Regions from separate parts of the Mus musculus genome. Here region 1 is linked to region 2. The links are chromatin contacts, found by Hi-C or POLR2A ChIA-PET in ENCODE. All regions are on one chromosome and are shown on one strand. The core of a region is the stretch at or near the end of the contact, and the rest is flanking DNA. Distances in the headings are between cores, read along the strand shown. Region 1 holds the start of Bpgm (2,3-bisphosphoglycerate mutase). Region 2 holds the start of Akr1b3 (aldo-keto reductase family 1, member B3 (aldose reductase)).

Region 1 (4,723 bases), core at 1,516-4,015, 160 kb after region 2:
GGTTCTGCTAAACTAGATAAAGGTAGAACCATCTAAGTCAGTAGTAATGTTTTTATGCTTTGTGGACCAATTCAGCCCTGTTTGGAAAAGGCCATGGCCTCTGTACACATCGATGTGAAATTATTTTCACCAGTTAAGTATGCTACCATTAGATGTACTTTATTCAGGTTATTAATGGAACAATTCTCAAGGAACAACATGGGCGGATACTGACTTTTCAATATATGCAGACAATAAAGACAAAGACAATAAGGTTAAAATAATTTATTATTGTTTCATTTATTTGACTGAAAGTGGGATTACATCAAAATTTGAAGTAATGAGCCCAAAGAAACTTGTTTTCATAATATCTATATTGTATCAGAATGGAATTCCTCATTTAAAAAATTTAAATATTCATTCTTGTTATCTTTCCTTTTTTCTTTTCTTTTTGAGACAGGTGTCACTGTATAGTCCTAGCATTCCTGGAAATCCTTATGAAGACCAGGCTGGCCTTGAACTCACAGAAATCTTCCTTCCTCTGCCTCCTGAGTGCTGGGATTAAAGGCATGGATCACCGCGTCTGGCTTTCTTATTGTTTTTTAGTTATGTGTATAGATGTGTACATACAAGTGCAGGTGTTCATGGAGTCCAGGAGAGGGCGCTTGACCTCCTGGAGCTGGAGCTATAGACATTGTGAGACATCAAATGTGGGTGCTAGAAACTGAACTCAGATGCTCTGTTAGGGGTACCATAGTATCATAACTGTTGGGTCATCTCTTCAGCCTTAGAATTAAATTCCTCATAGCTGGAATACATTGCTTGTGGGAGGTGGAGGCAGTTGTAAGAAAAAAGGCTTTCCCCAGAACTATAAATTAGCAGCCTTGGGTTTTTGTTTCAATCCCCTATTGTTTGTGCAAGGAACCAGGTAGGGTTCTTTCTAAGGCCCAGTGAAGTAAGGCGTAGTCTAATGTTTTTGAAGGTCATCTTTGCCTCAAATGGATTTATGATAATCTTTGTGAGCACAGGTTCACTCTTTCAACGTTCTCAAGGCAAACAGCTCACAGACAGATCGGAACATGGGGTCCAGGATATGATATTGCGATCTAGATAAACATAAGAACAATCTTGCCATGCAACAGTGACTCCTGCCATTGCTAACTTCTGTGAATACCTGTGTCGTAAAGACCAGGCTTGCTCCCAACACTCGCTTTCACATCCCACCTAAGAGCATCATAGGTAAAGATGTTTTGTTTTTTTTTAAAATAACAATGTACACACTAGTGACCCTGGTGAATAGTTCTAAAAGACAAGTATTGTAAAGTTTTATATGCCAAGCTAGTGTTATTGAGTATTCCTAACAAGGTCAAAGTAAATCAAATGAGCAGGCATCCTAAGGTTCAGAGTACCCTCAAATGTCAAATGCTGTATGGCTGTTAGGATTGGTTTTGCATGGCTGCCGTTACCCTTCCTGAGGAGAAAGCTTTGATACTACAGGGCAGCGGAAATGTTTTCTGGTCCATCTGCCCTCATGAAGAAGAGGAAGAACAGGTTGGCAGGTGTGTACGATTGGGCAGATTCCTTCTCCAGCTGTTCTGACCTGAGAATCCACTGGCTAAGACAAGTAGCCACACCTGAGCCATCCAGGAGGTAGAGTTTAACTTTGCTAAGCCACCATCACTACAGCACTGGGTTCACACACCATCACTCCAGCCGACAGAACTCACTGTCCTTGAGAGACGCTCTCTCAGAAAGGGGTAGCTGCAACTATCATGAGCTAAAATGCATAAATGGGACATACAGCTTGCTACAAGCAGGCCATCATGACACCAGTTCATGGTGTGTCAAGATTTTCATCCTAAATAACTGATCTGAGCACCCATTAGCTGGTCACAAACTTATTGGACTTGTTTATAGAATTAACTAGGTGAGTTCAGAAGACACTAAGTGGAACAGCTTTCAGAAACCAAGAAGGGGAATTTTCCCGTCTGCTCAGGCACACATAACATTTCTTATCTTTCTCATTCACGTTTTGACACACGTTTCAGACCTTGTGTGGTAGTTCAAGCCTGCTTAGTAGCTTCCAGCTCTGGTACCAGACCCGAGTGACAAGCTGGCATTTTCATAGGTTTAATTTCAGAAACTGTAGTGTACCATTTTCTACTTTTCTAACCTCTTCGCCCTTCTTGTACTTTTAGGATATCCTATTATTCGCTTCTCTTCTCTTCATAATGTTAGGAGAAAGTAAGAATGAGCGACTATCTGTAAATAGGACACTTTAAAGGTTTTCATTTTAATCTCTGTTTTCGACGCACAGGCGTGCCAAACAAGCTTTCGTGAGGATCTACCGGGTTCAGCCTAGGTAGGACCTGAAATTTTCCGTTAACTAGAAGAAGTATCCCTTCATCTGCTGACCCGCTTTTCACAGCAGGTGTGTTTCAATTTCGAGAACTTCAAACAGGTCTCTGGACGGCAAAGCTAGCAGCCCACAAACATTGCCCCGGCGATGCTCAGGGGTTTGGGTCTCTACGACTAAAGCCCGCCTGCCTATGTCCGAAACTACCATCTTATTGGTCTATCCGTGCGTCTGTTTCCTCATTAAACCAATCATAGCTTCCCTTCTTACCCCAGGGACTTGAGAAACCGGAAAGAACCTCCGGCTGGTCGCTGGCCAGAGGGCGGGGCCGTGAATGAGTGACAACTCTGTCTTCCAATACCCAGCGCTATCGGTTCTGACCATTTTGGCTTCTAGGCTACAAAAGAGCGTTGATGCCGGCTGTAGCGATGAATCCTCACTGGCGTCTGCAGCACGGCGTTACCGAGGACCGGCTGCTACTGGTAGTTTCCTTGCAGGTGAGTGGCTTCGTTGTAATTGTTACAGTTGTGAGGATTTCTTTTCTTTCATGAGTGGCTTGCTGTTCTATCGTGAGAAGGCCGGTTGCTACCTTGCCCGGCTTTAGTATCTGGTGGGAACCTGATGCCCGCTTCAAGCGAGACCCTCCCGAGTACCCCAGCTCTCAGCTGGCCCTTTCTCAGCGAGCATCTCTCAGGAACAGTGAGTTCTGTCGGCTGGAGTGATGGTGTGTGAACCCAGAGCTGTAGTGATGGTGGCTTAGCAAAGTTAAACTCTACCTCCTGGATAGCTCAGGTGTGGCTACTTGTCTTAGCCAGTGGATTCACTGGAAGGAAGCAGGTGTAGGGCGAAGGCAGACCTTGATCCTAAAAGTGTAAGTTAAGGGGGGAAATATCATGGAAGGCAAAGAGGTTGTTGCATATTCAGGAGTCTCAGGAACCATATTCCGGGTTCAGGGGAACACTACCCCCTCCCCAGCACACACGCGTGCACGCCCGACCACCACTATCATGGCCAAAAAGTGTCATTTCTTTTTGTGCTAAGGGGTAGGAGCAAGTATTTCACTACAGTAAGTCAAAAGAAATGCAAAATTGTAATGAAGTTTATTATTAGACTTTGCAGGATGGAGCCCCCCCCCCCAAATTAGGAAGGGTTTATAGCCCGTGAATGGGGGAAATGGTTCTAGAATATTAACTAACAGAATTCCGACGCCTTCGGGAGGAAATAAAAAGTAAATGGTTACATTTCAGCAGCAGGTACAAACGTTTCTATAATAAAAGTCGTGTTAGTTTGTCTGTAAAACTGAATTTTCACATTTTTTTAAAAGAATTGTTTATTTTATGTATATAAGTACATTGTAGCTGTATTCAGACACACCAGAAGAGGACATCTGATCACTTTACAGATGGTTGTGAGCCACCATGTGGTTGCTGGGAATTTAACTCAGGACCTCTGGAAGAACCGGCAGTGTTCCTAACCTCTGAGCCATCTCTCCAGCCCAATTTTCACATTTTTTTCAAGACTGTTTTATGTGTATGATTTTTTTGCCTGAATGTATGTATGTGTACTCTGTGTACGCCTAGTGTCCATGGACCACCCCCCCCCCCCCGGAACTGGAGCAAATGTCTATGAGCCCCCCTGCAGGTGCTAGGAAGGGAACCCAGTTCCTCTGGAAGAGCAGCCAGTGCTCCTGACCACTGAGCCATCTCTCCAGCCCAGTTTCCACATCGTTTAAAAAGGCAGAAGTTACATTTCTAAGGCCCATGCCTTTATTAAAGGCTATGTAAAATTAAAGATAATTAGACAATTTTTCACTATCATGTCTACAAGGAAACTCTCACTGTATTGACCTCTGTATGAAGTCTATAGCAAATAAAAGTGTCCGGCTTCAAGGACATATTCTTTTGTGCCCATATTTAAACTGAACCAAACTAACCAGATCATTGTAAAAAAAATATTTTTTTAAAGGAGAGTATAGAAATCTAGTATAGCCCCCCAAAATTGTCATCTTTAATCTCATTACTCAGAGGCAACTGTTAAGTGTTTGGCTATTTTGTGTTAAGTTTCTCTTCCTCTTCACCTTTTATGGTTTGTGAGATTAATAGGGTTGTTTCACTTTATGAAGTGGTTGGTACATCTAACTTCATAATCCATGCATCTAACTCTGCATGCCTAGAGAACAGAGGGCAACATGCTTGCACTGGTGGCTTCTCGGATGTTCTTGGAATTGAAGCCAAGCGTGAGGCGGTGTTTGGAGAAAGAGAGCGAAGGGATTGACATCTGGGCATGGTGCCTTGCTCCTGTAATCCCAGGATTTAGGAGGTTGAGGCTGGAGGATTGCTGCAAGACCGTGGCCAGCCTGGGCCACATAGCCAGAGCCTGGATCCAAAG
Region 2 (5,238 bases), core at 2,535-5,034:
GGTGGTCACCCAGCAAGGAGGACTCTGCTTTAGACTGTTCAGCACCCTCTCATTCCCCTGTAGGACCCAAGAGTGCACTTGTAGCTTCTCCACAGGTTCCTTCTGTGGTAACAAGGAACTATCTCAGCCTATGCAGGAATAGGCTCTCCCAGCACGGGCTCTCTGGGTTGCCCAGACACAACCATGGCTGATATTAGCTGTGAGGGAAAAGCAAATTCCTGCCTGAGAAAGACAACACAAGAAGGGCCTGGTGAGTTGGGGTTCCCCTGCCTCAGGGCACACAATGGATTTATGTCAGGATCCAGGGCACTTGTGTTGACCCTTCTCTTAGAGGCCCTTCTGCTGCCATGCAGTAAGCCTACTTAGGACCTGGCAGCGCTTGGCTTTGGATAGAGTGCTGGGCACAAGGTCCAGGCTGGGCAAAGCCACACAACATTTGCCACAGTCACTCATGCATAAGAGGTAACATGATATAAGCCAGGCTGTAGAACTCCATTGATTCCATAGCGATTCCCATAGCTAAGTCATTTCCTGGGAGAACAAGGGCTTGCAACTCCTTGAAAGAATGGGGTCTCAAATGCCTGAATTCTAGGAACCTAATTGATAACTCTGGATGGAATCCCGATTGTGAATCTAGTGGCTGTCATAGCTATGGCCAATGGTGCCCCACCCCTGCCGCAACTTCTCTGCTTGCCTTCTGCTTAAGGTTAACCTGGTTTTTCTGTTCCTTAGAGCTGGAGCGCAGACTACACTAAGCAATGTTGTGGAACAACTGTCACCAAACCAAAATCCACAGGGGGGGAAAAATCTGTGCAATGTTTTCATGGGAAGACAAAGACAGATAAAGGCTGGACTGCAGGTCAAGAGAAAACACTCCTTCCATGGGCTTCCTTCCCCACACAGGATCATCCTACCCAGAGTCACAACAAAGAGCGCTTCCCATTGTTGGATTCAGAGAAACTAACCTCACTTGTTTGGATGGTGTATGTTTATCTTACAGCTCAAGAATTTAAACAGTAATTCCAAGAGAGGAAGACTGAACCCTCAAGAATGACCCCTTCCCCAGCCTTAGGACACTGAAAGCCCATATCCTAGTTTAGCAGCAACACTAATAAAACTTGTTCTACTGTAATCAAGCAATAAAGCTGTCCTAATTTTAAGACATCTCCACTCCATAGAGATGTAGATTCAGGGCTGGCCCTGCAGAGGCAAGATTTGATGATCTTTGATCTTAAGGATGGAAAGGTTGACCAGTGTAGCCTGGTCAGGCAGGCAACCAGGAAACCAAACTCCTACTTCAATGACCACCGCACTTCTCCCAGACCACAGGATAGAGGACTGCCCGTGATGCTTGCTTTAACTCAGGAAGAGGCAGGAAGACCCTTGTGCAGTTTTCTTCTAAGAAGAGATGCAAAAATTGGACTTGAAAAAGCAAACAATGAAAACCTGTCACAGCTTAAGAATGCCATGTGACCCTGTGAAAGGGATATAGGGCACGTGCACATAGATAGTTTTATCTGAGATATCAAAATCTGATTGGGGTACAATTAGGCCAAAAAAAAATTTCACCTCAAAAGACTCATGGTCTTGAGGCACAGAGGGCGTTAACTGGAAAAAGTCCGAGAACACAGCTGTCCCTCCCTCCATCCCTAGCAACAGTCCGAGCCTATGTGTAGAAGAGGCAATGGCCAGGTCCTCTGAAGATTTTCAACCAGGTCAAAACACTATCAGTAAAAGGACCTGATCTCTATCCGGTCAGCTCTGCCTCAAAGGCCTCCTGACCATACAACACTTAAAACAGTATTTTAATACAATACTTACTGTATATTTAGCGTGCATTTAGGATCCCGAGGGCAGGCAAGCTAGCCAGGAAGAAACTCGATGCAAGGAAAAGTGCCTCCTAACTGCCTGAAATCCTCACCTTCCAGGAGAAACGGACTCCCTCAAGCGAAGAGTGGATCATACAGACTGTCAGAGTCCTGTTGTGATTTGTGGGGTACCACATAGACACAGATGTGGTTCCATGAGAACAAGAAACCGCATCCACACACCCTCTGTGACCATCACAGTGACTATACTATACTGTGTCATCACATATGCAAGGAAGGGAAATCTGGAAGTCTGGACTGTCCTCATGTCCATTGCTACCCTTTGTCCCTCCACACTCTCTACCCCAACCTCCCCGGGCCCCGAGACACAGGCGGACATTTTCTTCACCTCCACCTAACTCAACATGACTTTTGGATCCATTCTGAGATCCAGGCACAGTGGGAAGTAACAGAAATGTCTGAGAAGAAACCAAAACGATCTATACATACAAATGTATGTTATTTTAAACAAACACCCAGCTCTCTGAGGCTGTCACATGCGCTCTAGCCACTGGCTTATGAATGCTTACTCCTTATTTATCTCAGAACTGATCTCAAAATGCTGGCCCATGAGACGATTTTTCTAAAGCGATGAGCTTGGTTTTTGGAGAAATGGGACAGAATTAAAGTATCATCATCCTACCCATAATTTGGGTCATGTATTATAAAACTACTGTAGTTACATGTGCCTGTGTGTGCTGTGTCCAGTAGCTGTGTTTGCTATGGCAGGGAAACCGTCTTTCTTATCATTCCACCACACCGAATTCAACCTGGTATCACGGTTGTAATTCAATCATACCTTTGCAGTCACCAAGGACCCTCTGTAAGGAAACAAAAGCCGCACTTGCTAATCTACTGGCTTAGATACACGTTCTGAGAAAGACAAGTCTATGACCTGTTTCTTATTCTCCATTTGCATTACCCGTTGTTTTAACTGTAGTTTGGGTAGAAACAGACTCTGTCTGGTTTCAAACCATTTAAATTCAACCCTACCTGATTTTCTCTTACCTTCACTGTGTCTAAGTGCCCAGGTCCACCATACTCAAGGTTCTTAAAGATCGAGGTCACAGCATCGGTCTATAATATATAATACAACTACCCTGCAAGTAGCTTAAGAGCTAGGTTTTTCTGCTTCAGCAATAACACCAAAAATTGGTTCCTTAGTTGCCAAATAATCAAATCAGTTATAATTTTTGGTTTTTAAATATCGGTTCTTTCTTTTTGTATTTCACTATGATGTATCTGGCCCTCTTCTCAACTCTGCTGTGTTGTGTTGAGGTTTTGGGGATATCTCGCCTGAAGTCTTCTTATTAGTGGGTGGCACCCAGCAACGCGGAAGTCAGATTAATTCTCCAGGAGTTCCGCACCCATTAAGAACTGCACTCAGAGACTTAGAGGACAGAGAAACAAGCTGGTTCCTGGCAAGCTCTCGCCTGCTAATTTAATTATCTCAGGCCCATTGGCCCAAGTGGCTCATTCCCGAGAGGGCAACATCTGCGCCAAGTGAGGTCAATTCACTCGTGAGGCTGGGGCGCCACAGGTGCCAGATGACAAATCTAGGGCTCTGCTTCAATCCCTCTCACCCGGGTCACCGTGGGTGTGTCTCCACCTGGGGCGCCCACGCGGACTCGAGCGCTGCTCGCCCGAAGCCCCACACGCCGGGCCGCAGCCAGATACGCTCACAGGCCCCGCCACGCGAGCCCCGCTCCGCGCAGGCCGCTCAGGGTCACCCAGCGGGCGGCGGGTCGCACCCTGATGCATGCCTACCTTCCAGGTGCCCAGGCCCAGGGTGGGCATCTTGGTGCCGTTGTTGAGTTCCAGATGGCTGGCCATGATCGCTGCACGTTACAAACCCGGACCGGCAAATGTGCAGCGCTGGCTCGGGCGCGCACCTTTAAATAGCCCCAACGGCCTGTAGAAAGAACGCCTGCCATTGGTTGCACGGCTGAGAGACGGATCCTTCTGATTGGTCGATGCCGCGGTTCTGAAGGGGTCGGCGAGGATGCTTCTTTCCCTAGGTCCTAGCGGCACGGAATTCTCCAGCTGCTCTGCTTGCGCCCCACGTGGCAGTGTTTGCCCGCTGTTGTAGCACCAGACGGAAAGCTCTGAAAATAACCAGCAGACTAGAGATAAGGAGACTGGGGAGAAGTTTTGGTTTCGTTTTCGAGCCCAGAAGAAGACGTCTGTGTCTTTTCTAATCTCAGAATGACACTCTTCTGGAATCTTACACATCTTGCTTTGAATCTGATGGAGCAGATAGGCGTCAGGTGTATTTAAGAGCGTTCCCCCCCCCCCTTAGATTAAAAGTTAAATTTCAGGTGTACTTAAGCACTCCCATCCCCGCTATTAAAATGATTGCAACCGGTTTTGCAGAGAACTACGAAATACCCGTTTGTAGTACCTTTCTACCACTACCGGTGTCTGAACATGTTTAGTCTGGTTCAACAAGACTTGATGCAAAAATCCATAACCGTTAAGCTATGATCTCCCATAAGTTTCATCTCTGGATCACACATAAGTGATTTTGGAAAGTAAGACTCTTAAGCGGAAGGTTCCAGTATAATAAGTTGGCTAAACTCTGGAGGAAAAGTGAAAAGTCAGAGAACAAAAAAGTGAACAATCCCATAGTAGGAAAAGTCCATTCTCATACAGCAATGATTCCATGTTAGGGGGTACGAAATAAATCAGTTGTATTAGGTAGAAAAACAAAAGACTTTTCCTAAAATAATCTGAGTTGCCCCAAGAACTATGACGGCAATTTTGGCACTCGTCCAACACCCCTCTGAGTGATGGTCTGTTTCATTCCAGTCTCCTTCTGCTGGGTCATGCTCCAGTTGCCCCCTGATTACGCAACAGGGACAACTGCATCTGCAAGGTAATGAGTCAGGAACCCCACCTCTCTAAATCCCATTCTGGTGATTTTCCAGTCGGTGCCCTCTTAAAAAGTGGCACTTCTCCACTCCCACCCCAGGGAAAATTTATAAAGAACAGATATTTTCCACTTGAGTTTTATTAACAAAACCAATCCCCACAACTGGTGGCATGTGGAAATTCTGGTGTACTTTTTCTCTAATTAATAGTATTTGAATTTGAGTCTAGTTCTGGGGATTTGGTTTGTGTAAGATAACAGGTGACCTGACGCCCACCACTTGTCCTCTGTGAAATCCCTCTTGGCATAGAGACTTCTCTGCCTTTTGAACCTCCTGGGTCCAAACACAAAGAGCTGATTGATGTCTTGTGAAGTGATGCTCTTGCTCTGTGTGGCAGCTCACATCTCTTTACTTGACATTAAGAAAATAAAGGGGAAAGGACCGAGATGTTGTAGTCAACCTGGTTGCTAAACGAGATCCTTTCTCAAAAGATAAAAGAG

The links. Hi-C counts contacts between places; a loop is a spot of excess contacts on that map. ChIA-PET counts read pairs that join two places held with the same protein, here RNA polymerase II (POLR2A).
Region 1: a map of T-helper 2 cell shows a loop between it and region 2 (2.1-fold over the local background). The contact joins the promoter of Bpgm here to the promoter of Akr1b3 in region 2. A Hi-C loop is called at or near these places in 1 of 37 maps with a recorded cell type or tissue (T-helper 2 cell). POLR2A ChIA-PET finds 5 or more read pairs at or near these places in 1 of 5 experiments (Patski).

What each region holds. Positions count from the first base shown.
Region 1 is chr6:34,473,591-34,478,313 of GRCm38, forward strand. It overlaps Bpgm (2,3-bisphosphoglycerate mutase), which reads left to right and starts at 2,766. Exons shown (of 3, transcript NM_007563.5): 1 at 2,766-2,832.
Region 2 is chr6:34,313,705-34,318,942 of GRCm38, forward strand. Akr1b3 (aldo-keto reductase family 1, member B3 (aldose reductase)) reads right to left here and starts at 3,785. Exons shown (of 10, transcript NM_009658.3): 1 at 3,636-3,785. The coding sequence starts at 3,701.